Linked DNA regions of Mus musculus: region 1 is linked to region 2. The links are chromatin loops, found by intact Hi-C in ENCODE. Cell type or tissue: left cerebral cortex. All regions are shown on one strand. Each heading gives the region's core, and the rest is flanking DNA. Links, peaks and the distances in the headings are about the cores only.

Evidence for each region. Peaks named below come from ENCODE experiments on the same cell type or tissue, not always from the same donor. Only the 100,000 strongest peaks of a DNase experiment are listed, where the experiment ranks them.
Region 1: it touches region 2 in a loop (2.4-fold over the local background); 2 of 42 quality-filtered maps call a loop at or near these places.

Annotation. Positions count from the first base shown.
Region 1 is chr4:48,273,309-48,288,796 of GRCm38, forward strand. It overlaps Erp44 (endoplasmic reticulum protein 44), which reads right to left and starts at 6,281. Exons shown (of 12, transcript NM_029572.3): 1 at 6,076-6,281. The coding sequence starts at 6,132. Invs (inversin) reads left to right here and starts at 6,452. Exons shown (of 17, transcript NM_010569.4): 1 at 6,452-6,667; 2 at 9,918-10,047. The coding sequence starts at 9,942. In left cerebral cortex, for the core only: no CTCF peak of the experiment used is centred there; DNase peaks (open chromatin) are centred at 5,648, 5,816 and 6,390; H3K4me3 peaks cover 2,792 bases; H3K27ac peaks cover 1,373 bases.
Region 2 is chr4:48,364,713-48,380,200 of GRCm38, forward strand. All of the region lies in intron 3 of Invs (inversin), which reads left to right. Among named protein-coding and RNA genes, the nearest start is that of Invs, 93 kb to the left of the region's middle. In left cerebral cortex, for the core only: no CTCF peak of the experiment used is centred there; a DNase peak (open chromatin) is centred at 6,528.

The DNA of each region.
Region 1 (15,488 bases), core at 2,699-10,698, 92 kb before region 2:
GAAGTGTATTTTGGCACCTCTTATCCTTAGGTCCACCACACAATCTAACACAGATGTAAGAGTCAATGTCTGTGTACTCAAGTACACGTGTGCACTTGTGTGTGCATATTTGTGTGTGTGCATTCAGTAGAGAAATGGAAGAGCAATAACTATAGTCAGGAAGATTTCACACAGAAAGAATATGCAAATCATCTGTACACCTATTAAAAGAAACAAGTTACATGAAATACCAGTGAGAAATGCCCACTCCTATTCTGAGAAGACTATAGAAAACTTTTTTTACATTGTTGGCAAGATGACATAATGGCAAAACCCCAATGTGGTGGCGTTTCACGACATCCGGTGGCAGCATGCATAAAGTTCCAAGTACTGTCCATTACCTTTTCTTTCTTTCTTTCTTTCTTTCTTTTTTTTTTTTTTTTTTTTTTTTCAAGACAGGGTTTCTCTGTATAGCCCTGGCTGTCCTGGAACTCACTCTGTAGACCAGGCTGGCCTCGAACTCAGAAATCCGCCTGCCTCTGCCTCCCGTGTGCTGGGATCAAAGGGGTGCGCCACCACGCCCAGCTTGTCCATTACCTTTTGACCACTGGCAACTTCACTTCACTTACAGGAATCTATCTCTAAGATACACTATCAAAATTGTATACACATAAGCTAATGTTTGCAGAACTATTTGACACAACAGAAAAAAATAGAAACAATAGTAATCTGAGAACACTACACAAAAGTGAGAGACCTAAGTTCAATCTCCAAAACCTCCATAAAAAGTCCAGTGTTGGCATTGTAACCTGGTCAAGAGCCAGCCAGCGGCTGGGAAGGTCCGAGGCTCCCGAGCCAGTCAGCTTAGTCTGGTGAGTAAGTCCCAAAAAGTAACGTTTTACTAAATGGACATGCCAGACTGTCTTCTGATACTCTGGTTTATACCCACAGCTTTGTGCTGCTCCTAGCCTCCTCAGAAAAGTTTCTTAAAGCTGAAGACAGCAGTTAATGCAGAGGCTCATAACTGGTCAAAGTGCCTATCATAATGATAGCGGAGCAGTAGTCAGTCCTGTCTAAAGATGGCATCTTATTGTCCCCTCCAAAGCTCAGGAAACACTGGGGAGAAAGGGATGGAAAGATTGTTGGAGCTGAACAATAAGGTGGTATGCCACAAAAAGATGTCAAATGGACACAAAAAAAGACTATTGTACTCATGAACTCACTGCTGTTAAGGTAACCTGCACAAGGCAGAGTCTATCAGCACTCCCTCAGGGTTAGGGGAGGTATTGGCAGCTAATGACTGCTGGGGGAGGGGGTGGCATTTTCATCAGTGGTGTACCCATCAAAAAGTTGCCCATGCTCATTCAACCAACCTTAACTAAACTCAGTGAGTCATACAGTCACACAGAAAAACACAGACACATGCACACATGCACACATGCACGCACGCACGCACACACACACACACACACTTTTAAAAGGCATTTTATTTGAAAGGAAACTTCTTGGAAAGAAGAAAAGAGACAGAAGAGAAGAGCAGATAATATGGGTGGAAATGACTGGAGCATATTATACATACACATATATGAAACTGTCAAAGAATAAAGTAATTAAGTTAAAATTCTTTAAACTATTGGTCCTGTGGAGGTTTGATGCCCCAGCGTAGGGGGATGCTGGAGCAGTGAGGTGGGAGTTGGTGAGTGGGTGGAGGAGCACCCTCATGGAGGCAAATGGGAGGAGGGAGAGGGACGATAGGATGGGGAGGTTGTGGAGGGGTAACCAGGAAGGGGGATATCATTTGAAATGTAAACAAATAAAATGTAAAAAAAAAAAATTCTTTAAACTAAAGTTTAAAAGTCAGACATGGGAAGGTTAGGATTCTGTGGTCAGTTAGCCTAGCCTAACTAGTCAGTTCAATGAACCAAACAAGTGAGAGATGCCCTCTCAAAAATCAAGGCAGACAACACCCAAAGTCTCTTCTGGCCTCCTGAATGCACATACACATGCAACCTCCAACACATAAACACACGCACACACTCACATGTGTACACATGTAGAACAGTTCCATCTCAACACCTTTAAGATAAAACTTGAAGCTGGAAAGCTATTTTTATAATTTTAAAGTGAAAAGTATGAATAATATATATAGTCTAATCAAACTAGAAAAATACATATATAGACATCAAAGCAAATGACTTACATTAGTTTTTTAAAAGAAATGGCCATAGAAGTAAAAAAAAAAAAATACTAAGTCTTCTTATATCAGCATAAGAGACAAAAATTAGAATTATCTTAACACAATTTGTCTGGTTCTGAAGATCATACGTTTTATATGATTATAAAGTAAATAATAAGTTTTTAGAATCCTGACTTGAAAGATAAATAAGCAAATTTAGCAATACATACTGAGCTAGTGGTTAAAAAAAAAAATCACAAAAACTGAATTACAGATTTCTATTAATAAAACAACAGAGAAACATCAAAACAACATTAAGAGGCTACAAATAGTAATACCAAGAATGTGAGATGCTCTGTATCTATATCTAAGTTACCAAGGGAAAAATGAGATGGGAAAGGAAGCTACAGACTTTAGCTTAGGCTGGTAGCTGATCAGTGGCACAGTGTGTGCTCAGGATGCTCAAGGCCCTGGGCTCAATTCCAGGCAGCCTAACGTTTTACAGGAGACACAGAAACCAACTCGCATGCATGGAGCTCATGTGGTTCCAATTTGAGTGACCAGTTTTTAAAATAAGACACAATTAGGAATATTTAACATCAAGTAGTATCTGAATACATTTGTAAGTGTCACAATAGTGTTTCGGGGGGAAATTAAACCAGTGCCTGGACTCTATGACATATAACTGGGGTACAGCCCAAGCAACTTTGTGTTGCTGTTTATTTGTCTGTTCTGAGATGAGAACAGAATCCAGGATACCCATGAACTGTGTTTTATTAAAACTGTCTCAACTAATTTTAAAGAGCAGCCCATAGTGTAACCCATAGGTTACATTTAAAAAGTTATATAAAAAGGATAAATAACCCACCTGCTATGAATCTAATTAAGGGCTTCCAATAGTATTTTTTTGAAGATTGAACACTTTTATTGTTGACATTAATGACTAAAACTGACACCTACAAAAATCTTAAAAATTAAACTCAGCAGACTCTACCAGTGTTTACTTAGCTCTCTAATTACTTAGCTTCCTAAACCAGGTACTATTTTCTTGGCTTCCTATACATATAGAAAAATAAAAAAACAAAAGCAACAGTAATGAAGGTATTAGCTTATAGAAGCCCAGGACTACCAGAGCTAGTAACAACCTAGAGTCTTAGAATCAAGAGATTAGTGAGATGACATCGTCAATAAAACAACTGGAATAAAGGGTTAAAATCTCTAAAGTTAACAGAGAATATCTGACACAACTCCATTCAGATTTATCCATCCCTCTCTTACCTCACATTTTCAAAACTTACACACGACCAGCGCAGAGAGCACAAGCTAGGGAAGGTAAGCAGAAAAGAAACCGCTTCAGTTCTCAAGCAACCTGTCTCTGACACAAAGGAGAGAGGGCCAATAGCACTCAATGAAAGAGTCATCACAGAGTCTGTGGTTTGATGCCCATGCAGGAAGGCTTTCAAGGCATACAGTGATGTAGTCTAGAATACTTTTTTTCCCCCTAGAATACTTTTGAGATAAGGGGAAAAAAATTGTCATTTGATTCCTGAAATTTAGTGTTATAACTTCAGCTATTATTTTATGATCCCTACATATTTAAGAAGGTCTTAGTAGGTCTTTAAAACTGAGGTAGAGTGCTTCTTACTATGGTAAGAGGATATATGGATGTTGAGAGCCAACCACTTAAGGGAAAAAATGATGACCTAAGCTAAACGGGAGCTGGAGTTTTCTATGTCTGCCTGTGAAAGGCATCAAGTTGAAGCCTGAAGGGAACTCAGAGGATTATTCATTAGACAGGTGGGATACTGAGTAAGCAGGTTCCGTCACTGTGACTGAATTAGCAGTCAGACAGGCTACACACTGTTGAGATTAAACCAATGCTCTATGAATATTTGCTAAGCTAGTTTAAGACGAGTTTAAAATGATTAGAACTAAGTAAGCAAATACTATGCTCACATGGGCGCTAACTTGACTTGTGCTTCTGGTTTATGAGAACTTCTGAGGCTTTGCTTTCAGACCATTCATCTTCACAGGAGTTCTCTGAAATGGCTTCTGGGCTTCTTCTGGTCCTATCATCTATCTTTGCTTGGAAAGACAAACACACAATGTGTTTTTAACTAGACTTTAGGAAAATGTAGGCTTTATTGGAGAAGAAATCTTCACTTAGGTATTTAACAGGGTTGATAAATTCTCTAGAAAAAGTCTGTGTTACTTAGAAATAAATGTCCTCATTCTGTTTGGTTTTGTTTGTTGGTTTTTGAGACAGGGTTTCTCTGTATAGCCTTGGCTGCCCTGGACCTCACTCTTCTTAAACTTAGCTCTAGTGACATTTTCCTACAGAAATGTTTCAATGTTTCAATTTCTTAAGAATGTTGATCTTTGAACTTCTCAGTCACCTAAAAATAATTTCTAACAGACAACTCTTTTTAAGGCTGAGGAAAAGATTAGTAATTAGTATCCTTAAGAAGTATATGGCCTCTTATTAATGCAACAGTTCTAGAAGGTGCCACAGTACATAATAACACACATACACACACACACACACAGAGAGAGAGAGAGAGAGAGAGAGAGAGAGAGAGGAGGGAGGGAGAGACAGAGAGACAGAGAGTGACAGAGACAGACAGAGAGAGAGAAGAGAGAGAGAGAGATCCTCTATATAGAAGTAATTTACTGCTATATACTTACAAGTGCTAAGAAGACATATGTGGCCTCGTTTATACACAACTGTAGCCTTCAGAACTATTTTCATTTCATTTAGTTTACACTACTTTATTTTGAAAAAAGCAGAGTATTATATATAGCTTTTTAAAAAATGGCTTTCAAGCCATAATGAGAATGAAAAGTATTTTAAGTGCAGACATTAAACTTTTTATGTGATACGGGGGAATACACACTACAAATTAAGAAATCTATTTCTAGACTCAGTTTCGCCTGTAACCAACTACACAGCTTCTTGCAAGTTAATTATTATTCTTAAGCTGTGAAGAAAGTAATTTATATTCAATGATGCTAATCTTAGCTTTCTAAGAATCTACCACAATTCAAGTATTCTCAAATGCTGTCATTACGGTCCAATTAAATTCCTCTCATGTTCACATATGGAGTTAGACCTTCAGTTTTTGTCTCAATTTGACCTTAAGAAGAGGCCAAGTAAGTTGCATACTCAAGATAGACTTCAGAAGAAGAACTGGGGGAAGATTCTTTTCTAAGATGGGATGGTGTTGGGCAGGCAGGGAAGTACCAAGCACCTAGGTATGCAGGAGAGCTGGTTATTCTCCAGTTCAGAGCACTGACCAAGATTTATGTATGCTTCTAGGGTGCAGAGGTTGCAACAAGGCTAGCAGGAGGCTCTAGCAGAGCCTGTCAGATAATCACATCCTCCACCTTTTCAAATTCCTATTCTCCCAGTCGACACCAAACCAGACTCCAGTTCCGGGTTTCCAACCAATCACATTAAGCCACAACAGAGGGCTTTGCCAGCCGGTTTCAAGGATCCAGAGAGAGATTCACACGACCCCAACACCTGTCGGCTTCTAACGCCCCTCCATGTGGGAGAAAACATTAGGTGTACCCTAGGTCCCTTAGGATTCTGGTGCCCCAAGCAGGTCCTCAACGTCCACAAAACTGAAACGAACTCCAGGGGCCTCAGCGGTGACCTCCCTCCCACGGATCACTCACTCCCCCCAAGGCGAATTCTCCTATTTGCAGGTTCCAAGCCCTGACTGTGCTTTCGCAGGCCTTGTGGACCGCAGGCTTAAGGAGCCAAAAGAACGGCCAAAGTGAAGGTAGTGCCCGGGGGTGCACGCCTCGCCAGCGGAGGAGAGTCGAGGCAAGCAGGGGGCTGCACCGTTCCCCCTCGCGGAGGGCGGGAGGCGTTCAGGGACACAGTCGGAGGGTTTGTCACCCCGACATACACTCACCAGGAGCAGCAAGGAGCATCTGAGGTCTGCTAAAGACAGGAAGACCGCAGGATTCATGGTAACGACGGGGTCGACGGCGGGGTCAGGAGGTGGCGGCTGGGACTGGACCGGGCTAGAAAAGGGCTGGGCTCCGGGGCCGGCGGCAGCGGCACCTCGTCCTCTCGACCCGGAGCTCCAGCGGCGAACACCCGGGACAACTTCCAGAGAGGCCTCTCACGCCCTCACTTCCGGGTCCTGCCCATCTCGAAGCACGTCGGGAAATGTAGTCCATACTGTAGTTTCATTGACCATGTCATCGGAGAGCTGGGACTCTCTTTCCCAGTAAGCCCTGTGCCCACGACGGCCAAGCCATCTGTGCGCGGGGCTCTTCGGGATTGGAAGGGACCGCGTACCTCTGTGCCTCCGGGACGGGAACTACAATTCCCAGAGGGCTGTGCAGCCTGGAGCCCCAGGCTACTTCTTCAGAGCTCCCGGGCTCTAGTGTCCTGGGGTCTGTTCCTGTGGGCGCAGTGGCCTGGCTTGGCGGTAGGGGCGGCCCCGTGAGGGTTGTGCCTCCTGGGGCGGCCCCGGGACGCCATTCTTGGAGTCAGGGGTGAGTAGGAAGCGGTCCAGCATCGGCGGCTCGGGTAGGATGGAGAGCACCGCCCCGGGCTGCTGCTGCGTTTTCTTGGCCCGCCTGATCTGAGGTGTGGCCTGAGCCTCCATCCCTGGCCTCCAAGCTGCTGCCTCTTCTTTCTGTGCTACTTCCTCCGTTATATAAGGAGAATCACCACTGGGGCTTCGGTCAATCACTTACCCAGGGTTGTTTCAGAGGGTCCGTGAAACGAAGAGAACAGGGATGGGAAAGCATGCTGTAAACTGTAAAGCGCAGTGCCCAAGTGGCCGTGACCACTTCTTACAGTACAATTACGAAGTAACCAAGTAATAAAGGATTTTAACTTGGTGTATGGTAGCTTTCCAGAATCTTCTGTGAACATCCAGCTAGATCCACGTGCCTGGAAAGTTAGCCACATCATCACTACTTAGGAGGCATTCTTCATTTGTGATTCTCCCTACTCCAGTTCTTTGCTTCAGCCTTCCTGCTGCCTGAAGTGGCCTTACCCTTTTTCTTTCTGGCTTGCCATCTCAAGTGTCACCACTTCTGACATTTGATTCCCCTGACATCTGTCACAGTCACCAAATCTTTCTTCCTAAGCAGAATTTCTTTTTTCTGTGTGTGAGCTCAGCACCACTACGTTTGCATAGCAGTAATTAGAGTGTTTATTGCACAGGCTTATTTTATAATTATTTAATGATGATGATACATTTTAAAGCACTAACAAAGTGGCTTTGATTTCTTTCTATAAAAAATTATTTATTGGGGTGGGGACAACAAGGAAATGAGCATCTCTGCTAAAGGAGAAGAAGGAGGAGGAGGAAGAGGAGGAGGAGGAGAAAGAAGAAGAAGAAGAAGAAGAAGAAGAAGAAGAAGAAGAAGAAGAAGAAGAAGAAAATGATGAAGAACTAGCAACAGCACCTAGAGGAATGGCTTTCCCAGGGAGACAAAATTAAAGTGTAGTGGAGCCAATACTTAAACCCACTATTTCCTAAGGCAGTGGCCTTATCAATGTAACATTCATCATGTTCTCTGACCAAACCCAAGTTTCATTAAAATAAGAAATTGATAAACAGTAGGATTGGTTATGGTGGTATATGCTTGTCCTCCCAGCACTTGAGAGGTTGAGATGGAAGGATCAGGAGTTTAAGGCCAGTGTGGGCTACATAATAAATTCCCAGGCAACCTAGTCTTTGAATTTCAAGACCCTATCTTTCAAAAAATAAAGGGAGAGAAAAGAAAGAAAAGAAAGGAAGGAAGAAAAGAACAGAACTCATTATTCCCTGAAGCTAAACTTTGGTCTGATTTACCCTTTGGACTTGAGACTCACCCATGACATTTCATAGCTTTCACTTAGCACCAGCTGAATACCTATTACTGTGCTGACTGCTAGAATTGTGGTTAAGCAATATAATTATTAAAGAAATAGAAATAACTATTTTAACATTTTTCAAAGTAGCAAGTAAGGTTTTTTTGTGGTCTAGCAGGCCTAAAACTCTGTTCACGTTGGATCCACAATGATGTTTTAGAATTCAGAACAGTACCTAGAATAGTTGGCACTCTACTTGTTAAATAAACAGTTAACCGTTTTAATTTTTCATATTTACTAAGATCTAAAGACACTCTGTGATCATTAACACAACTGAGCCAGGAACTCAAATGTAGTCTACTTTCACTTCACTCATTGTTTTGTAGTCTCTCAAGTGATTTTGCTACAATCCTACATGACACTCTTCGTTCTACCATGTCAGACATGCTCAGACAAAACAGAAGTGGCTCCCAACACTTCTGGTTTTTTGTTTTTTTTTTTTTTTGCCAGATGTTTACTAACATTGTCAGCAAATTAAATGAAAAGCTAACCTTTACTATAATTTACTATTTTCTAAATTAGAACAATTCAATAATCCTTGTCAGTTTCGAAAGAACTACGTCAGAAACATATGCAAGCATGTTTAAGGCTTTCTACAATGTCAGATTTTAGTAAATGACAATAAAATCACAAAGTATAATGGTTCCAATGGTAGCCTTTTGCTAGCTAATCCCACCTACTTTGGTAATCTGGCCAGGGCATATGTAGTTTGTTTTTTTTTTTATTCTGATCTCAATTACTATTATTAACTCTCATATCAAAATGGCACACAGTAAATATGCAGATATGTGGTTTATAGAATGAATACAATGTAAAGAAGCTATGACAGTGCAAGCTCAGGAGTGGGCTGATCAAAAATTCAAGCATATTCTGTCTTGATAAGTAACAACCCTAAAACAGTTTTAGAGCAAGCCGTTGGCTGTTCAAATCAGACCACAAGAGAGTCAGGGTAGAGGGCAAAGATGTAGTTGGCTGCAGAAACAAGAGGACAGAACCAGATTAGAAGAGGAATAGTGGATTTGGGTCCAGACAGGCTCATAGGTGGATGGGCAGATAGCAGTCAAGTAGGCCAAGTCAAACACCCAGGGACCCAGCTGACCCTCAAGGAAAGCTAAGAACTGTGCTTGCCAGTCCTTAGTGCACACATCCACTAGAACTCAGAAGATAGTCTGGTGGGGGGTCATTGCCCCTGCGTTGCTGGGTGTCTTCCACCCCATGGTTAGGAAGTTACAACCCACCCTTGGTCTGACATGTCCAGTAAGTGGCTTCCTTGGTATGATTTTAATATGCTCATATCCTCCCATGGTCTCAGTATACCTTGAAAAGTGTATAGGATGCCGCCCTCTCTGTTCTCAGGAGTAAGTCATTGATCAGTCTGTGCTTCAGTGGTAGCTGGGCAGGAGTTAGTGTTTTACTTCCATCCAAGAGCACAGTCATCATCTACCCTCAAAACAGAGTTCAAAAGCAGCTAATAAAGTGGAGTGTCTCAGGACCAGGCACAGGCCGAAAACCCTCCATTTTACTCAATATGGAGTAACTTAAAGCAGGACGCTGGCTAACCTCAACAAGTATTGTATGGAATCATATGACCTTCGAATGTATTAATCTTAGAAGTCAATGTGACTTTTAAACTCTATGCCTAATGGAAATGTCATCTTTTCTCATTCCTTGAGAAAGATCTCTAAAGAGCCCAATTTTCTAATCTATAGTTAAGCAAGTTGTACAGAAGCCATCCAATTTGCCATGTCAGCAGTTGTAGAAGTAGGAGTGAGTTTTTAAGTCCTATTTAAATATCTATAATAAATCATATTTGGCACTCACAAGACAGGTTTGAGAAGTATTTCTGCTTGTACTCACTGTACTCAATTTCTGTTTCAGGTCACTAGGATTGTGGAGAAAACTATGAACATATCCGAGGATGTACTCTCTACGGGGTCCTCATTAGCATCTCAGGTTCATGCCGCTGCAGTTAATGGAGATAAAGGTGCCCTTCAGAGACTCATTGTTGGTAAGCAGTCCCCTGTAAACTTAGATGCTGTGTCTGACTGGAGAAATGGTTTATTTGGTAAAGTTGTCTGCCGCACAAGCATGAGGACCTGAGCTGAGAAGCCAGTGTGGTATATCTGTAATGCCAATTCTGATGTGAGGCAGACAGGAGGATCTTTACAACTCATGACTGGTCAGCCTGGCTGAATTGATGAACTCAAGGTTCAGTGCCTGTGACATAGCTTAGCAAGTGAAGGTACTTGCTGCCAACCTGAGGACTTGAGTTGGATTCCTGAGACCTATCTGGTGGAAGGAGAAAAACAACACCTGCAAGTTTTCTGACTGCCGCATGGATATTATACCACACACACACACACACACACACACACACACAAAACTCCTGCAAGTTCTCTGACTGCTGCATGGGTATTATACCACACACACACATTCAAATATCAAATGAATATATAAATGTAATTTTTTTTTAAGGAAAAAGGTAGAGAGCAATTGAAGATGGGACCCAGTGCTGACTTCTGGCTTCTGCATGTACGTGGTTACATATACAAATAACAAAGAAATGCAAACTAATAAAAACAACTCTGTTCTTAGGGAGTTTATTGATCATTTAAATTTATAATACACTTAAACATTTAAAAATATAGTAGTTATATTTTATTCCAGTGCTTGGACAAGAAAGAAATTAAATCCTGAAGGTTCACAACACGGATTAGGATGAAGCAAAAATTACTTGGTAAATTTACTATACAATATAGTCAAAGTATTTAAGTTTCTAGGGAGAACATTTTGTTCTAGCGAGAACAAAATGAATATTGTACAGAATTAAATCCAAAATGGCTAAAAAACTTCAAGAATTGTCGAAAACCCCAACCCACATAATCACAAGTCTCAAAAGAGAACAAATTGAATGAAAATAAACATTATTTGTAATGTTAATAGATGTTACTGTTTGATGAGGGCATGATTGATTACTTGGGCAGTAAATTTGAGAATACTTGAACCTTCATTCTTGTTTCTTTAGAATAGTTTCAGTTTACACCCCCACATTTCCCACCTGTGAACTCTAACCTCTTGCACACCTCAAGGGTGTTTCTGTTCGTTGGGACTTTTCTCTATACCCTCTATTACCCGGCTCCCCATCACCACCATTTTGCTTTGTTCTCTACTACTAAACAAAGTCTTACTTCTTTAAGGATGAAATAAATGGTCTCAAATTTTGTATGCACTACAAACATTCCTCTCCCTCTTTCAGACACATTATTCTCACTTCACCTCAAGTTGCCTGTATCCATAGTTCCTCCTTGGAACTTGATGTCTGGGGCCTTCACATCACTCGTCTGAATGTTCTGTCACTGAACTAAAACACTTCCAGATCACTTACTGATGAAAAGCCTCCCCGAGCCTTCCAACCTATTATCTTCCCTAGTTTTTAACCATCAGTTTCTGTTTGTCTGTCTCCCTAGTCAGCTTGACTACTTAGTCTACTATTAAAACTTTCTCCTGGAAAAATTCACATTTTTGCTCACATCCTGTTTTACCTAGCTATCATACTTCCAAATCTGGATGGACCTAATTTATATACCCTTGACAACTCCAGAGCAGCCAGTCATAGCTTGAAAATGTATATATACTATGACTATTTATGATCCCTGCTTCAGAAATTGCTCTACACTCAACTGCCTGTCATACTACAGTCCTCTGTTGTGAATGCTTGGTACCTTCTTGTCTGCTGAAACCTCAGCTCTCTGCTGCTCCTCCTCCTTCTTTTCTCAGATCATACCTTGTGATCCCTAGAGAAAAGGAGGCATTAAGTAGGAACTCCCTCATCTTGTAGAATGATATCTACAAATCTCCCTATATTTGTACCTATCCTCTTCTTTTTTTCCTGACAAAATGGAAAATATTCAGCTTCTTTTCAAAGGCCAGTTCTTCTTGCCAAGTTCTGTATTCTGACCATCTCTTCTTCCCAGGGAATTTACTACACTTTGTTAAACTTCTGATGATATCTTCAACCTTTTTTTTTTGTTCTTCTATTAGAAATTTTCCCCAATAACATTTAAATGTGCTGTTGTTGCTCGTAGTTAGAAACACCATCTCTGTCCTTTTATCTACCTGTACATATTGCTATATCTCTCAGCTTGCCCTCACAACTATAGATGCACAGCTAAACTGCCACAGCTGTAAATTGAGTAAGTCAGACATAAAATCTTACTCATCATGAAAGTACGAAGGTACTCGGGGTAGATAGAAATCTGTGCTTCACACAGTCGAGCAGAGCTGCTGCCAGAGCGTGGCTCTGCAGAACTCAGCATTGGCATGGTCTGCTTGGTGCTTAGAAGGCAGACACCGTCTTTGCAGTGAAAGTCTAATTTTCAGAGAGAGTGAGTGCAAAGAATAATTTATGAAGGAGGTAGACTAAAATTAAGGACAGAATCATACACTAGGATGAGAGGCTGAAGAAACAGCCTTTTCCAGGATAGTGCGATGTCTCATTGAAAACCAGAGTACACAGTCCAGACAAGCAAACTAAGACGTAACCTCCATCAAAGTTAAAGAGCAGTACGTTGTTATTAGCCCAGCAGTCACTTTAGTACTTTGCCAGTGTTGGTTAGAGACAGCATTTCATTTAGCCCAGGCTGACCTCAAACTCCCTTGTCCTGATGATGATGCTGATCCTGATCGTCTGCCTCCTACAGGCTGACCCCTCCTTTTGCTCATTCTTTTCTCTTTTTGAGAGTCAAGTCCAGGATTTGACACATGTAAATATTTATCATGTCCCTATACCCAGCTTGGCTTTATAATAATCATACTGTAGTTTTGCCCTTTTTGAATTTGCCCTGACTGTTTCAGCTCTGCTTGAGTTGAAAAAAAAAATGTCTGTATGCTTACAGTCTCTCCTGGCTTATAAACGCTTTCATTTCTTGTCATCATGCTTGAAACAACGTTTAGAAGGCTGCTTGTACCTCTTTGCCCCTCCAGCCTCTCCTTGCACAAGTTGTTTCTTAGGAAAACTTGCTTTCTCTCCATTTCGCAAGTCTGCCAAGCCCTTTTCCATCTCAAGGCTTTTACCTGCTATTGTCTGTCTGCCTAACTCTCAATCACCTTCATGCTCTGTGCCATAAAGCTACTTCTTCAAAGAGAACTGCTCCGACAATCCAGTCTCACTTCAATCTTCACATTACATCCTCTCCTGGCACTCCATAGGCTTCCATCATAGAGAGTATATAAATGACTCTTGTAATGTCTTTCTCTTCCACATAATCTAGTGACTTCTGTAAGAGTAGACTGAATATTTAATTTGTTACCATATCTAGCACAGTACATGACACATAGTAGGCATGTGAGAAATATTTGTTGAAGAAATGGATAAATATTATAACTGTTATTTAATTATCTTTTCTTCCCAGTAGTCTATGACAACCTTAAGGGCCAAGACTAAAATTGAATTGAGTTAAATTAAATTGAATTGAAAGACAGACTGAGGCAAAATTCCCTGAAGTGGAAAAAACTTGAATCACAGTACCTCAAGAAAAAAAAAAAAGAACCCTGTAAAATGACTTCTTCATTATTTTAATGAAAAATAAAATATTCAAAAAGAAAACAAAATGTGTGGTTATGTTAGTTCATTCATAAAAATTAACTAAATGTATCATTGTAAAACTTGAAACTTTTATATAACTTAATATACCCAAAAGAAAATTCTTAAAAACTAAAAAACATAACATGTAACAAGTATAGAGCTAATATAAATTCCTTGCAAAATAAAAAATAAAAAAATAAAAATAAAAAAACAAAAAAATAAAATAAATACATAAATAAATAAATTCCTTGCTTGATCCCTATGTTTTCTGTCACCTTGGCCAAGAAACTCCTGGCTTGTTGTTATCTGAGGGACACTGCTGGTCTTTTCCTCATTGTGCCATTGTGTTTTCTGTACATGCAGCCACACCTTTATTCTGTGGCATTTCCCAACTTCTGTATGTTCATGCTAAAATATCTGTTCTGTTCGATCTTAAATTCAGTCTATTTTAAACATCTTTTTACATACCACATGTTTGATGATCGCTACATATGTGCTATTTCTCTTCCTTACACTAGTGTCATAGTACTACTGATGAATTATTTTTCTTGGATCTTTGTTCACCAGCTGCTCAGTGACTTCATTCACTTTAGCATTTTCTGTTTTCCCATCTCTGTTTCCATGGAGAAGTATGCCAGGATGCGTTTGCCTCCATGGAAACGGATGACTGTCTCTTTCTACTCACACAACTAATTAAATCGAACCCTTTCTGAGCAGCCCATTGTCCTGGAGGAAACTGAAGAGGCCTTCTCTGAGTGAAACATCTTTTTAGTAGCAGTCCTTGCTGTTGCACCTAACAAATGACTGCTCTAGCATTTTCTACTTCCTAGCTCACCCACTGACCCATCTCTCTGGCTCAGCTACAGCTTTTATTACACTGTCCACCTTCTGATCAAGCATAATTTCTCTGAATCATTGCCCCACTTAGCATCTCTGAAGAAGTTGGATATGGAATGAGCCCTGTAATTGGCAGAGTCCGAGTACTATTTCAAGTATTTCTTCCTTTACCTTAAATTAATATAAAGTTTTATAAAATATAAAGTGGTTATAACAAAATATTTAATGATTTATATTTTATAAATGTGATTATTAAAGCATAGTTGTCCTTGTGCCAACAGATCCAACTAATTGAAGATTGGAGATTTTGGGGGAAAACTTGTCTATACTGTACAATGTACAGTGTATTTTGTCTTTTTCCTCTAGACAGTATTCTAAAATGACTCTGGAACATTTTCATTGTATTAGGTATTATAAGTAATCTAGAGATAATTTAAGAAATATGGAAGAACACTATGTCAGTACGATATACTTATAAAGGACTTGAGCATCTACAGATATTGGTAACTAGAAAGGCCAGAGCCATTCTCCCCTGGACACCAAAGGAAGACTGTGTACATGATTATACTTGCTAGTATTAGTAATAAAATTAGCTAGCCTTCATAGTCATGGTTTATGTATCAATCACTGTGTTATGTATTTTGTAACTCATCAACAAATTTAACAATACATTCAAAGAGTTTTGGGAACTCTTATTAGTTATTTCATAGGTAAGGAAATTGAGAGGTTAAAATTATTTGTCCTATATGTAGCAAAACTGAGAGTGCAGCCAGGAAGTTTGTGTCTAGAATCTGTACTTCTAACTAGTAACCTATGGAACTTCACTGTATGTTTCTGCACACACATGTACTTCCATACTTAAATATAGAGAATAAGGGAGGAAGAACAGTCTAGCCTTAGGCTTTGCTGATGAACTGAATGGTTATCTAGATTGAATTTGTCTTAACATTATGTTTGGGGGAGGGTGGGGGGTGAACATGCCTGTGTGCATATGCACAGCAGGGTGCATGGACCATAGACTCTTTGGG
Region 2 (15,488 bases), core at 3,005-11,004:
TTGAGGAATATTGAGATTAACTCTTCAAAAGTCTGGTAAAATTCTGCACTAAAACCATCTATCCCTGAGTTTTTGTTTTTGTCTGCATATTTTGCCCCCTTTGGTTTGTTGGGAGACTTTTAATGACTGCTTCTATTTTGCTGGGGTTATTGGTCTTTTAAAATTGCTTATCTGATCTTGATTTAACTTTGGTAAGTAGTATATATAAAAAAATATCCTTTTTTAAAAGTATTTTTCCAACTTGGTGGAGCATCTCTGGACTTCCTTGTATCTGTTTTTATGTCCCCCTTTCATTTTTAATTTTGTTCATTTGAATATACACTTTGTTTCTTAGTTGATTTGGATAAAAGTTTGTCAATCTTACTGATTTTCTCAGAGAACCTCTTCTGTTTCATTGATTCTTTGTTGTTTGGTTCATTGGCTTGTTGTTGTTGCTACCTTATTGATTTCAGAAGTGAATTTGATTGTTTCTTGCCATCTATTCCTTTTGAGGCTGATTTCTTCTTTTTGTTCTAGAGCTTTTAGGTGTGCTGTGAAGTTGCTAATATGAGGTCTCTATAATTTTGTTCTTTTACTTTTTTACATAGGCACTTAGTGCTATAAACTTACCTCTCCGAACTACCTTCATTGAAGCCCATAAGTTTAGATATGTTGTGCATACATTTTTCATTCAATTCCAGAAAATCTTTGATTTCGTTTTTAATTTTTGTCTTGACCCATTTTTCATTCAGTTGTGAGTTGTTCAGTTACTATGAGTTTATAGGCCTTCTGTTTTTCTTTTTGTTGATATTTAGTTTTAATCCATGGTGGTATAAGATAGGACACAGGGTATAATCTCCATTTTTTTTTTTTGACTTGTTGAGACTTGGTTGTTTCTAAGCATATGGTCAGTTTTAGAGAATGTCCCAAAATTGCTGAGAAGATATATTCTTTCTTGTTTGAGCAAACTATTCTAAAAATATGTTAGATCCATTGGGTTTATTGCTTCAGTTAGCTATAGCATTTCTCTGTCTAGTTTTTATCTGGATGACCTGTCTATTGGTGAGAGTCAGGTATTAAAGTCTCCACTATCAATGTGCAAAGGTCAATTTGTGATTTAAGTTGTAGCATTGTTTCTTTTATGAATTCACGTGCCCTTGAGTTTGGTGTATAGATATTAAGAATTGCAATATCTTTTTGATGGGTTTTTCCTTTAATCAGTATGTAGTGTTCTTCCCTATCTCTTCTGATAGGTTTTGGGTTGAAATATATTTAGTCAAATATTAAAATACTACACCAGCTTCTTGCTTCTTGGTCTATTTGCTTGGAATATTTTTTTCCATCCTTTTAACCCAAAATAATGTCTGTCTTTGATGTTAAGGTATATTTCTTGGATGAAGCAGAAGGTTGGATTCTGGTTTTGTTTGCATTGTTTTAATCTATGTCCTTTTATTGGGGGAATGTGGGACTATTGATATCAACAGATATCAATAAGCAGTGCTTGTTGATTTCTGTTATTTTTGTTTTGGTGGTGATGTGTGTGTATGCCCCCTCTCCCTTTGATTTGATGGTCTGGGATTACTTATTCCTTTTGTTTTATTGGGTTCATTAAACCTTTTTAGGTTGGAGTTTGCTTTCTAAAGCCTTCTGTGAGGCTGGACGGTACTTAGCTACTGCTTAAATATGGGCTTTCACATGGAGTGTCTTATTTTCTCCATCTATTGTGATTGAAAGTTTTGCTGGGTATAATAGTCTGGGATGGCATCTGTGGTCTCTTAGAGTCTGCAGAACACCTGCCAGGCCCTTCTGGCTTTTATAGTCTTCATTGAGAAGTCAGGTGGAATTCTAATAGATCTGGCTTTGTATGTTACTTGACCTCTTTCCCGTGAAGCTTTTACTATTCTTGATTTCCTTCTGTATGTTTTGTGTTTTGATTATTATATGTATATGGGACTTTCTTTTGTAATCCAACCTATTTTATATTCTAAAGCTTCTTGTACCTCTATATGCATTTCCCTAAGTTAGGAAAAATTTCCTTTATGATTTTTTGAAAACATTTCCTGGGCCTTTGACCTGGGTTTCCTCTCCTTCCTCTATTTCTATTATTCTTAGATTTAGATTTTTCATAGTGTCCAGATTTCCTGGATGTTTTGTGCCAGGTTTTTTTTTCCCTTAGATTCAACATTTTCTTTGACTGGGCTATCTATTTCTTCTTTTGTGTCTTCCATGCCTTAGATTCTCTCTTCCATTTCTCGTATTCTGTTAGTGAAGCTTGCTTCTGTGATTCCTATTCAAGTTCCTAAATTTTTTACTTCTACGTTTCCTTCAGTTTGTCTTTTCTTTATTGATTCTGTTTGCACTTTCAAGTCTTGAAATGCTTTATTAATTTCCTTTCACTGCTTTTATTTTTACAGATTTGTTTAAGGGACTTATACACTTTCCTCTTTTAGGACATTGAATCATATCCTTGAAGGCTAATTTAAGGTCTTTTCTTATACTTCAGCAGTGTTGGACCATTCAGAGCCTACTGTGGTAGGGCTGCTAGGCTTTAGTAGAGACATAGTGTCCTTGCTGTTACTGATTGTGTTTTTATTCTGGCATTAGGGATCTGGGTTTGGGAAGATTGTAATTTCTAGGTGCTGCTTTTTGGTCTTGTGTTTGTTGTGTGGGTTTTGTTCCTTGGTTTCTGTATTCTTCTCTGGTTCTTGGGTGAGTATGGCGGCTGTGTGTCGCCTGGTAGAGAACTCTTCTGGGATTGAGATAGGTGCAGCTATTGGATGTTCCTAGGTATTGGATGCTGACACTTAAGAATAAGGGTGGTGGTGTTGAGAGGATCCGCAGGAAGGAGGAAAGCAAGCTGTTCCACCAGAATCTGTTTAGTCTCCTAGGAATGGGGGCAGAGTATGAGGAGGAGCCATAACAGGTAGTTTTCTACAGGGTTGGGAATGAGACTGAGGGATTAAATATGGAGAGGAGAGAGAATAGAGATCTGAAGGTTGCTCATCTACTTAGCTGGCTTACTGTCTTCTCTGTCAGGCTTGGCTGGCAGGTTCCAAGAGAAAGCCTGCTGGAGTTAGGAGCTGTGTCTAGGATGAGTGAGTGAGGAGGAAGATTAGAGAAGAAGATCTGTGTGACCCACTGGACATGAGGGCAGAGAGGAAGCTACAGCAGGCAGTCTGCTGCAGAGATGGAGTGAGAGGAGGAAGCAGTAGAGATCAAGTTAGGCAACCTGCATCCATGAGAGGAGTAGCCTGCAGATTCTCATGGAATGCCTGCTGGAGTTGGGGACTGGGATAAAGTAGTAATGGGGAAGGGACGTTTGGAGGGAAGATCTGTGTGATCCACTGGAGATTCAGACAGAGCGAGAAGGGGGCTGTAGCAGGGGGTTTGCTGCAGAGCAGGGGATGAGACTGGGAGACTGGATTTGGAGGAGCTGAGGGAGAAGTAAAGACTGAAATTAGCCTTCCTTCTTCCCTCATGGCAGAATTGTTGATAGACAAGGGACACAGGAAGCTGAAGACAGAAAAGGCAAGCAGGAGTTGATGATGTGGAGTGCTGGGTAGCAAGTTTATAGAGTTTTTCTTTCAGGCTTCTCAAGAAGTATTGACTTGAGAGTGGGTCTCAGCCAGATCATTTCACACTCAGAGGCATGCCGCTGATGTCCTAGCATTCTCCTCCCGCATGACAAATGAGGTTTGTTAGGATAGAAAGCACACCCAGCTTACTTTCTGTGGCAATGTGATTGATTCTAAGAGGACTCAAGGGCCATGCTTCCCAGCTTCTTTAAGACTTAGTGTGTGTGGTGGCTTGGGGAGCTTGCTCATTGGGTAGGAGTACTGGCTGTGAAAGCATGAGGACCCAAGTTTGAATTCCCAAAACCCATGTTAGAAAAGAAAACAAACTGGCACAGAGGTGTGCCTGTAACCCCAGTGTTTGTGGGGTGGAGGAGGGGAAGTTAAGTGAGAGACCCTGTTTGAAGGCAGAGAGCAATTTTGGAAGAAACTTAATGTCCTGACCTGCAATTGCCCCTGCAGGTCTCATGTACCCACACACTCATATGCTTGCAAGATACATGCATGCATACATACATACATACATACATACATACTACATACATACATACAAACAACCAAAATGCTTAAATTTTTGTTTCTCTTTCTTAATAATAATGCAATCTTTATTTTCCCTAACCCCAGGGTCATAGTTTTTTTAATTCTGTATCTTTCTTCCTGGTGTAATTAGAATTCATCCTAACATACCAATATTCAACCTTTAGGGGAACTAGAATTCCCTAATTTCTGAGGGAAATTAAATGAGTGTCCACATTAATGATTTTAAGTTTTCATTCTAACTCTGCCTAGTCTCCACTCACAGTCCTTACAAATCCACTCTTCTCATTATTGAAAGTAGCTTAATGAATATCCTTTAAGATGCAGCTCACAGGAGCCCCTCCTAAGAGCTATTGCTATTGTTTCCCTTATCCCTGTCAGGGGACACAGACCATTATATTATGGTAGTGAATAACATGTGCATGTGGCCAAATCCTATGCCTATATGAAGGACAGTGTAGGAATTACTGTTCCATATATTAAGCACATAACAAGAGGTCTGATATACATATCTTGTTGATGTTCTGAAGCCAACATTTAAAAAAAAAAAACAGTCATCCAATCAGTAGTAGTAGTAGTAGTCGTCCAGTGGACCAATGAACCCAACTGACAGCTCTCAAAAGAAAAACAAATGGAGGGTTGAGGTCAGTGGTTAAGAGATCAAACTGCTTTCATAGAAGACCAGAGTTTGGTTCCCAGTGTCTACCGCTGACAGCTTTCAACTGCCTGTAGCTGCAGGAATCCAACACCTTCTTCTGGCCTCTGTGAATTGTACTCGCATACACACATCCACACACAAGACACACATGTATATGCTTATTTAAAAATGAAATCTTTAAATATATATCTATACAAGTGGCCAATAAATCCTTTAAAACTGTTCAGCATCTTTATCCATTAGAGAAATGCAAATTAAAACTGCTTTGAATTTCATCTCACCTCAATCAGGATGACTATCATCAAAAAGCAAAACAAGCCAGCAATAATAAAATGCTAGTAGAAATATGAGGAAAAAAGTAGCCTTTATTTATTGGTGGAAATGAATCCATTATAAAAATCTGTATAGCAATCTCTCAAAAACCTCAAAGCAGGGGCTATAGAGATTGTTCAGCAATTAAAGGATGCTTGGTGCTTTTCTAGAGGACCACAGTTAGTCCTCAGACCCCACAACTGCCTGTTAGCTGTAACTTGAGGGGATCCAGTGCCCTCTTAGACCCGACTTCACAGGCACATACACACATGTGGCATACATACATACACATACTCATAAATAAATAATAAAATAACTCTTTTTTTAAAACTGAAAATAGAAATACCATATGGCCCAGCTATACTTGGGGATGTATCCAAATGACTCTAGTTAACTTCCTCCAGAGATAGTTGTATATTCATATCTGTTGCTGGTTATTCACAATAGCCAGAAAGTGGAATCAGCCTAGATGTCCTTCAACAGACGAATGGATAAAGGTAATATGGTCCATACACACATGGAACTAGATGCAACTATAAAGAAAACTGAAATCTTGGCCCTTATAGGAAAATGGATGTAACTTAAGATCATTAAATTAATCAGAACAGGTCAAACTCAGAAAGACAGATACTTAGTTTTCAGAGAGAGAGAGAGAGAGAGAGAGAGAGAGAGAGAGAGAGAGAGAGAGAGAATGTATGGTATGAAACTAGAAAGGGGATTGTGAAAGGAGAAGAGATCTCAAGGGCGGTGGGAAATGCAGAGGGTGACAGAATACATGTAATAAGACAGCAAGCTGAGGCTGCATGGGAGAAGAAAGGAATCTAGCTGGAGATGGCATGGGAGGGAAGCTAGGGACCAGAGGAGGGGAAGGAATGGGAACAAAGTATAACAACATAACTATAAAATGTCATGATAATCTAACTATAAAACTAATTTTAAAAGGCCGTGCCATTTGAAAGAATCATCCTAAATGAATGAGCAACAAGCACAAGCAGAATAGAATTGCCCTCATGAAAATAATCATCACATCTTTTGCACTGGTCTTTTTTTAGCACTTTTGCATTTTTTTTTATTTTTGTTAGTTTCCTATAGATAAATTCCTATCTGCTGAGGAGACTTAATAATCTAAATAAAATAAGCTATCATAGTCCAGAAAGACACCGGAAAAGCCTGGTGTTGGGGAAGAAGTCTTGGAATAAAGAGTCTTCCCATAGTTTACTTTCATAGAGAAGAAGAGCATATTTTTTTCCAGTAACATTTTTTTTCTTATGCTGTTTGACTATGTGGCACTTGATAGCTCTGTCTATTCCTATGGAAACCAAGTTAGTAGATGGAGCCAAGGCTTGGAGGAGGCATTGGGGAGAAATATTAGCAGAGTTCAGCCATGGAGCAGCTAAAGATGTTGCTTTTCCTTCAGTCAAATCCTCTTTGAGAGCCAGAATCTGCTTCAATCCGGAGAGATGTTCTTGGCTGATGTATAGTCTGGCTGCTCTGCCAGATGGATGAGCATCTTAAACTTGGAAAATAGCAAATAAAGCTCAGAGTCTGCCTTTGAAACATCCTCCTTAGCCTTTGCTTGGAATTGTCAAGTAACTTTTTAAAATGTTTCCAAAGATGTGCTCAGGATGGCAGGCTACTGATACACTTACCATCACAGGCAATTAAAACGCTTTGTCATAAAGCACAGTATTTGAAGTTGACCATCAGAAGTTTAAGGGAGGAGAGACTGTCTGCCACTGGGAAAAATAATGCAGATTCGATTTTGTTTCTAGAGCTCAGTAAATTCTTATCTCTCAGTAATTTGATTTTGATAACTATTTGCTTTCCTGTCCTATAAAAATTCACTCTAAAGACTAAAAAAAAAACCAAAACAAAACAAAACAAAATGTAAGCAGACACTTAAATCATATAAGACAGGGAGATAGTCCCAAGACAGAAGCATTTATAGTCTCTGTTTTTTATGTGGGTAATAATCTCCTGTTCTAGGTTAAAAACATATTGGCTTTCATTACACAGAACCATTTATGTATACACAGAAAGTATGTTTTTATTTCAAGTAGGATGTAATGGTTCAAAGCTCCAGTTTATGTGCTTTCATTTAAAAATAATAATTGAATACTGTAGATACTCAGTAAGTGGGTTTTCTGTTCCTTATCGTGTCATTTTAGAATCTTTTTAGTCATAACATTAACTTCTTACCCTGTACTCTACTATAATAATACTGAATTGTAGGTGGGTCTCAGATTTGACTTTGCCCATAGGCAAGCTAAGAAGTTGGTCTGTTAATATTGCATGGATGCTTAAAATAAACATTAGACTCTAGAGCATAGACAAAGGAGTTTATTTCTCAGAACGCAGTAGAAAGCCTGAGCTTCTACATGTTTGCAACGGTTTCCTTTGCTCCTAAGGAACCCAGGAGAGCTGGAGAACCAGGTGGGTGCTGTGCACACTGAGCTCCTATCACAGCTAAACAGCACTGAGCTTTGGGAGTTCTCCATTTTATTTTAACCAGTATGAAGGCATAATCTCATCCCACTAGCTGGTTTTTTCCAAACACGACCCTGGAAAGTTGCTTAAGTAAAGAGTGGTCAGCGCTGCTATATCTGACAGCATCCTAGACTAAGTCAATTATGAATAAGTACCACAGGAGACAGCAGGTCATACTTCAAACATCTAGAATATAATATCCAAGACCAGTTTATCATTGGTCATAGCCTACACAGGGGAACTTAATGTTGAACTTTGTTGTCACGGCTCCCAAAACCAATGAAGGAATCTGCCCTGGCCTACGTACAGACATAGAAGGCACAAGTCAGCCCCACAGGCAGCTGCAGCGTCGGTTGTCACATGTGACATGCTCTAAGGCTGTCACATGTTACATGCTCTAAGGCTTCTCATGTTCATATGCTCTTGGGGAGCATGTGGATAGATATGTTCATTAGATTAAAATAAATCGTGCCTGTCCCTGTACTTCTGTGCGTGTAAATGGATTCATGTTTGGATATTGTCGTTGACATCAATCATATAGAAGAACAGGAACTACAAACATGAATAGAAATGTTTCTTTGTACACAGGTGGAAATGGCAAACTCTCCAGTGGGTCATCCTAGCCTCCACGTCTCTGTGATTCATATGCAAGCCGTCTTCATTTTGTTAGAATCCAGATCCAAAAGGTAGACTACAAGTTCTGTTCTCCTGTTCCTGTATCTTACAAAGTCTGAGCTCCTTTGCCAAGTCCTGAAGTGGTTGCCTTCCCTCTTCAGCCACAAAACTAGGGAGTCCTATCTTTTTCTAAAAATACTATATACTTGTGTGCTTAACCGTCACAGTGCAGCCAACTCTTGCAAGTTATCCCTTGTCTTCCACACCTATGCTGTGGCAAGCCAGAAGACATCTTGAAAAAGTTGGGTTCCTTCTCCCATCATGTGGGTTCCAGGAATTGAACTCAGGTCCTCAAGCTTGAAAGCAAGTGCTTTTAGCCCACTGAGCCATCCCAACAGCGCAGGAGTTTCATCTTAATAGCTGTTCCCTTCACTTTCTTTCTAATTACCCCTACACGTGCCTTCTATCTAGAAAGATGTATGTATATGGAACAAATATACAGAGACAATTTAGGCTACTGTTGGAGGACCAGTGTGCAAGGCACTCAATTCTGTGGTCATAGTTTTTTATTTATTTATTTTTATCTAGAATCATATCACTTGGGCAAATTAATCCAGATTAATGAACCAAAATACATTTTGAATCTCTAATCCCTGTTTTGGCAAAGGTACCACCAAAGGATTTGTCCGTCAAAGCCAGCCTGAAATGGTTGTTGGGGAGATAAAAAAGCTTCTTAATTAGTAATGGACAGAATAGAACAAGTTTTTAAAATAGGTGTATATAATGCCAACATATTGTTTTTAATCACATCCCCCATGAAAGGAACTCTCTAGGGAAGGGCACACTCAGTAGCCAAATTGACTTATTTGGATTATAGAACAGAAGCAACTAGGAGATAAATCTAGAAGTATTTTTTAATTGATTTTCAAGTATCACAGCTCTCAGTAATCCCAGATAGCTGAGGATGGTGTCGGAAAGGAAGTGTCAATCAAATGCCCCCTAACTACTGGTCCATTGCTGGGTAGCCTTCCAGAAAATGGTACACTATGGGCAGACCATGGGTGGCCTCAAAACCCAAAAACATGAAACAGTTTAGAATCAATGACCTCTGATGGTTGGAGTCGAACAAGTTCCTGAAACAGCAATATTGTGTCGTGAAATGGTTCTACAGTGGCAAGGTGGAAGATGGGTCCAAGAGCAGGTTTCAGAAGTCCTGCCAAGAATATGGAGATGCAGTGTTCCATTAACTTGGTCTTCTGTACCATAAGAGAAGCAGGCCAACTTGAAAAGAAACAGGTACAACTCCCATTTACAGTGATATCTTCTACATCAAAAGCATGCATTTTACTTTGTGTCCAGTCTACAAGGATAGATTCCTCCCCATATCTAGTACAATGACAGATCCAAATAGAAAAAGACTAATGACCAAGGCAATCTAAACTTGTTCATCAGGTTGATTCCTGTTGTTCTTATCAGAGTGTTCTTAACAGTGTGTCCTTATTTGACACACTATCTGATTGGCAGCCATGATGTGTTCCCATGGTTTGCAGCACCAGAGGGGAGTGTATTTAATCTAACATCTATAGTCTTCCTCATGACAGATCTTATCACTAAAGTGTTGACAACAGGCTAAGAACTAGTGAAAGTATGACCAGCCCTTACTGCCTAAAGTGAAAGTGATGATTTCATTTCAGCCTACTGGGCTGAATAGCCTTTCTTTTTTTCTTTTTTTTTAATTAAGTATTTTCTTCATTTACATCTCAAATGCTATCCCAAAAGTCCCCCAGACCCTCCCCCCACCACTCCCCTACCCACCCACTCCCACTTCTTGGCCCTGGTGTTCCCATGTACTGAGGCATATAAAGTTTGCAAGACCAAGGGGCCTCTCTTCCCAATGATGGCCGACTAGGCCATCTTCTGCTACACATGCAGCTAGAGACAGGAGCTCCGGGGGTACTGGTTAGTTCATAATGTTGTTCCACCTATAGGGTTGCAGACCCCTTTAGCTCCTTGGGTACTTTCTCTAGCTCCTCCATTGGGGGTCCTGTGTTCCATCCAATAGCTGACTGTGAGCATCCACTTCTGTGTTTACCAGGCCCCGGCATAGCCTCACAAGAGACAGCTATATCAGGGTCCTTTCAGCAAAATCTTGCTAGTGTATGCAATGGTGTCAGCGTTTGGAAGCTGATTATGGGATGGATTCCCGGGTATGGCAGTCTCTAGATGGTCCATCCTTTTGTCTCAGCTCCAAACTTTGTCTCTGTAACTCCTTCCATGGGTGTTTTGTTCCCAATTCTAAGAAGGGCAAAGTGTCCACACTTTGGTCTTCATTCTTCTTGAGTTTCATGTGCTTTGTAAGTTGTATCTTATAACTTGGATATTTTAAGAAAAACCAGAGACAGTGAAACTTATAGAGGAGAAAGTCGGGGAAAGCCTCAAAGATACAGGCTGGGCACAGGGGGAAAATTCCTGAACAGAACAGCAATGGCTTGTGCTGTAAGATCCAGAACACTGAATAGCCTTTCTAACCAGTTAGCTTTTCAGAGTTTTCCATGTGGTTAGGCAATGACTGCCTCTCTCTCTCTATGGATAATATCAGGCTTTTACTGAATCAAATCATCATTAAAATAGGTCAAAGCCTTTAAGGGAAATTGTGTGAACCAAAAGCACTACGAAGCCAACAGCTTTGCCTCAGACAGTGGCCATCAGTTATATTCAGTATTTGTCTTCATTGTCAGACAAGCTGGCTACCACAGGGTTTGCCTTCACAGCCCAGTAGGCTGGATGCTGTCAGGCAATGCCTTGCATTCACTGACAAGCACCTGCTCACATGTGTCTCAACCAAATGACCATGCAGTGTCTCCATCTAAAACTTTGTGCCTAGTAACAAGCTCCTTGCTCCTCTCACCACTTATTCGTGCTTTGGAGACTCTTCAGCTTAGTGCCACAAGCACATCCCACTGTGTAGCATCATCCCAGTGTCCTCCTCCGCCTGCTCTGAGAGGAAGATGGACAAGCACTAAGCCCTATTTGGGCAGCTGGCCTTACTCCTGCATCTCAGCCTTCAGATTTATAAATAGGTAGACTAATGGATACCCCCTTACTCGCTTCTTGGACTTAATGTGAGGGAGATATCTCTTACCTGATCCTGAGGCACTTGAAGGGCCCTTTCCTTGTTTTTCAAACAAACTATATCAGCATTTTAAACTCTTTTACTGCCTTTTCTGTTCTGGGATTTATTTTCACCCTTCTTACAAGGTAACATGTTCACTTTGGACACTTTCAGGAGACACGAGACTCCCATCAGAAATAAAAAGCATTTCTACTGATGCCATAGGAAGTAGTATGCACACCTGCTTGTTTGTATCACTTTGCCTTGTTCCCACATACCATGGAGGTGATGCAGATGACACAAGTGAGCACAGCACAGTGGAGTTTGAATGACATTTATGGAATGTTGTACACTGAGACTCTGCAACTTTTAGTAAGCAACAAGCAAGCCTTTTCTTTGTCCCAGCAGTGATATTACCTCATTTTTAAAGGCTGCTCACTGCAAGCTCAACTCTGAGAAGTGATTCCAGTAAACCAGGGTCAAAGCTTTACATCTAACCCCATCCAACAACCAAGACAAGGGCATATGCCATCTCCCAACATGATTGTGGTACTTCCTAAGCCCATTTGCATTGGCAACCATTATAGGAAAGTTTCACTGATTACTGAAAATTGTGACCTATATACTTCCTAGGGATAGTGTTTCTTTTTAAAATTTAATATGGCAAATGCCTTGAATATTTATAAATATGTAATTATATAGATATCATTATAACAAATGCTTCTATTATTTCCATTTCAACATAAAATAATGTATTTTTTATCTAATGTTGTTAGCATTTAGAATGAAATGTGACAGAATGCCTTCTCTACATTTATATTTGCTATTATAAATATAGTTATAATATTTCCAGGGTAAAATTATATGCAAACCTATAAATGGACCAAAATCTGATGAACATTTGTGTATGTCAGTGAACAACTGTTTTCTCCCCAAGTTAAGTGGTAAGTAGGAGTTCTGGGATCATGCAAAAAGAACCAAATTCAGAGGTCAGTGAGAGGAGGTTTGTAGGTACCAAAGTATGTTCTGGGGCAAAACTTATGCCTCTTTGGTATTGCTAAATGTGCCAAAGTCCAACGTATTAAAGCTGCCTTGCTTCAGCTGAGAAGAAGGAAAATGGCCTAAGTCCTCAGTAGCCTGATAAAGGGGCTATGGTGGCCTCATGGATGGACACATGAGTGAAGATCCCCAGTGCTGTGAGAAGTTCGTGATAAAAACACTTACTGCAACCAGACGGAAGTCATAAAGAATGTGATTCTAGCCACATCTTGCTCAAGAAAAGACTCTTTTCCCACTGAGTGATTAAAAAGCTTTTGTATTTTTGTTGAAGCAAAGAGATACAGTTAGAGGTTCCGGGTATCCTCAGATTGCTCTACAGCTCTAGAGAATGCTGCTTGGAGAACTGACAAAAAAACAAGGACAACCTCAGGGCCAGAAAGCTGCCATTAGCTGAGTGACTGTCACTGTGGTATCCCTAATGTCATAGGAGACAAGGCTTCAAGAGAATGCTGTCAGGTGGGTTCTTAGACTTCACAAAGAGCTATGTGGAAACAAACCGAAGGGTATATGGAGGGAAAAATAAAACTGTAACAAAGAGGCTTTCCTTAAAATCAACTTGAAACCTAGGAACTGTACATGGATTACATGGAATCCCAGCACTTGGGAAGCTGAGACAACAGGATAACCACACATGCAAGACCAACCTGTTCTATATAGTGAGTTTCAAGCCAACCAGGATTAAACAGCAAAGACTCTGTCTCCATAGTAATAGCAGCAATCTACTTATAAAAAAATACCAAAATATATGAAGAAACTGAATGTTGAAGAAAAGTTAATACCATTTGGTTCACAACTGAAAGGGAGAACGATTCCTCAATACATTAATTGCCAATAGTTCAGTAGGGAGGACCAGGGCCAGGAGGCCTTCCCTGATTCATGACTATTGGCAGGCCTCCTGCAGCCTACCACAGCTACTATGAGATTGTTTACAATAACTATGTCATGCATGAAGATAGTGTTTCCCAGCCCTTCTTCCTGTCTTCTGGCTCTTATATTTTTCCTGCTGTCCCTTCTTCAATAGTCACTGGGCCTTAGATAGGTTCTATAAATGTCCTATTTAGGGCTAAGTACTCAAACATCATTTATTTTAAACATCTTTAACTTTCATGAGTCTCTGCATTTATCACAGTTCACTGCAAAGAAAACCTTCTGTGGTTAAGGTTGAGAGTATTGTTTGCCTGTAGGTACACACATTAATATTTAGCCTTCGGTTTGGTACCATGATATTTCCAAACCAGTGGTTACACAGATGATCCAGTGGTTAAAATCATTATGTCACAAAACAAAATGGCATGAATATGGGAAGGAGACCAGTGGGAAGGAGTGAGGATTGACAGAGAGATAAGAGGAGAGATGATAGAGAGTAAACAGAATGTATTAAATATGTATGTGAAATTGTCAAAGAACAAACTGAATCAATAAGAGGGGATAAATAAAAAAGTGCAAGGGAAGATAATATCATTGTGAATATTAGCTCATTCGTAGCGAAAGATCCCAAGGAAAGCAAAAAGATGAGTATCCATAGTCTGTACAAATATTCCAGGATGAAGTACAAATAGCCACGTTTCCAAATTAGCAAAGAACTCGAAAGGCTATCAACAAAAGAAGAAACAAATAGCCAACAAAATAGTCCATCTCAGCTAGGGAAGTGCAGATTAAATTTATGATAAAAATAGCACTGCATACCAATTAGATTGGCCAAAGTCAACACATTGACAAAACCAAGTGGGACAAAATTGTAGAGAAACAAGAATTTTCATGTTTCTGTTGGGAATGCAAATTGAAACTGCTTTTGAAAGAGCCCAGAAATTCTTGTACAATTACCAGAAAGTATGTACAAAACAATTCATTATAGCACCGATTGTGAAAAGTGAGAAATGTACTATTTCTCTAGAGGGAATAAATACACATCCTGATAACAGAAGGCTTCTCTGGTGAAGAGATAATGAACCAGAGTGTGGTGGTTTGAGTGAAAATGGCCCCATAGACCCATAGGGAGTGGTGTAATTAGGAGGTGTGAACTTGTTAGAGGCCTGGCCTTGTTGGAGGAAGTGTGTCACTGGGGGAGGGATTTGGAGTTTCAGATGCTCAAGCCAGACCCACTGTCACTCTCTTTCTGCTGCCTGTTGATTCAGATGGAGAATTCTCTACTTTTCAAGCACCATGTCTGTCTGCATGCCAGTTCTGAAAATTCTGTCCCTTCTGCTTCTTTGTAAAGATTGAGTCAGCATATAATTGTATGAAAGTAACTTTTATTCATCTGTTGTGATTGTCATCTCTGAAGCTTACTGCCTCAATCTGCTAACCTAGGCCTAGTCCTGGAAGCTTCCAGCCTCCGTACAATCTAACCTGGGCATAGAATGTTTCCAGCCTCTGAGACTTAGAGCTGAATAAGCTCTTTCTGAGCTCTGGCTGGCTGGTTCAACTCCCTTGCTCTGGCTCAAACTCCTCTCCAAGCTGACTGATTCGATCTGGCTTCTCTCTCAGCATCTGACTTCATTGACCTCAAACTAACTCTGGCAAGTTGGCTCCTTCTATCTTCACCTGTGTCTAGCTTGTTCTCTCTTTCTGCAACCTGTCTCTCTATAACTGTCCCGGTAAAACACCTCCTTCTCCCTCTCTGTGCTGCTCTACTTGCCCTCTCAGCTCTACTGCACTGCTCTCCACAAACTCTACTGTATCCTGCACTGTACTCTCTTCCTCCTGTGCTGTCTGCCTCTCCCTTAAGTAGCTTCCCTTTCCTCTCTCTTCTTGTGAGAGTTGGGCAGATCCTATTCTGTCAGATTTTTCTGATTCATCACTTTTTTCTGCCAGTCAGTTAGACATCACTTTCAAACATGGGTGCTTCCTTCTACAAGCTAACTTTACCTTCATCGTTTAAGATTAAATGTGTGCTAAGGGTGAGCCACACCACAACAAGAAACATGTTTTAACAATAAACAACACAATCTTGGAGGGTCACAGTGTTATCAAATATCCTGCAACATAATCAGTATTTCCCAAATGCTTGCTCATGAGACCCAGGAGGTTGATGTTGGCCAAGTGAATTATTTTGTGTCTGGCCCCAGCTGTCATACATAATACCTCATAGGTCTCTGTCTTTCAGTCCTGAAGAAGTTCATCTGTTCATATGGCTGACTCCTCCTCAGAGTACCAG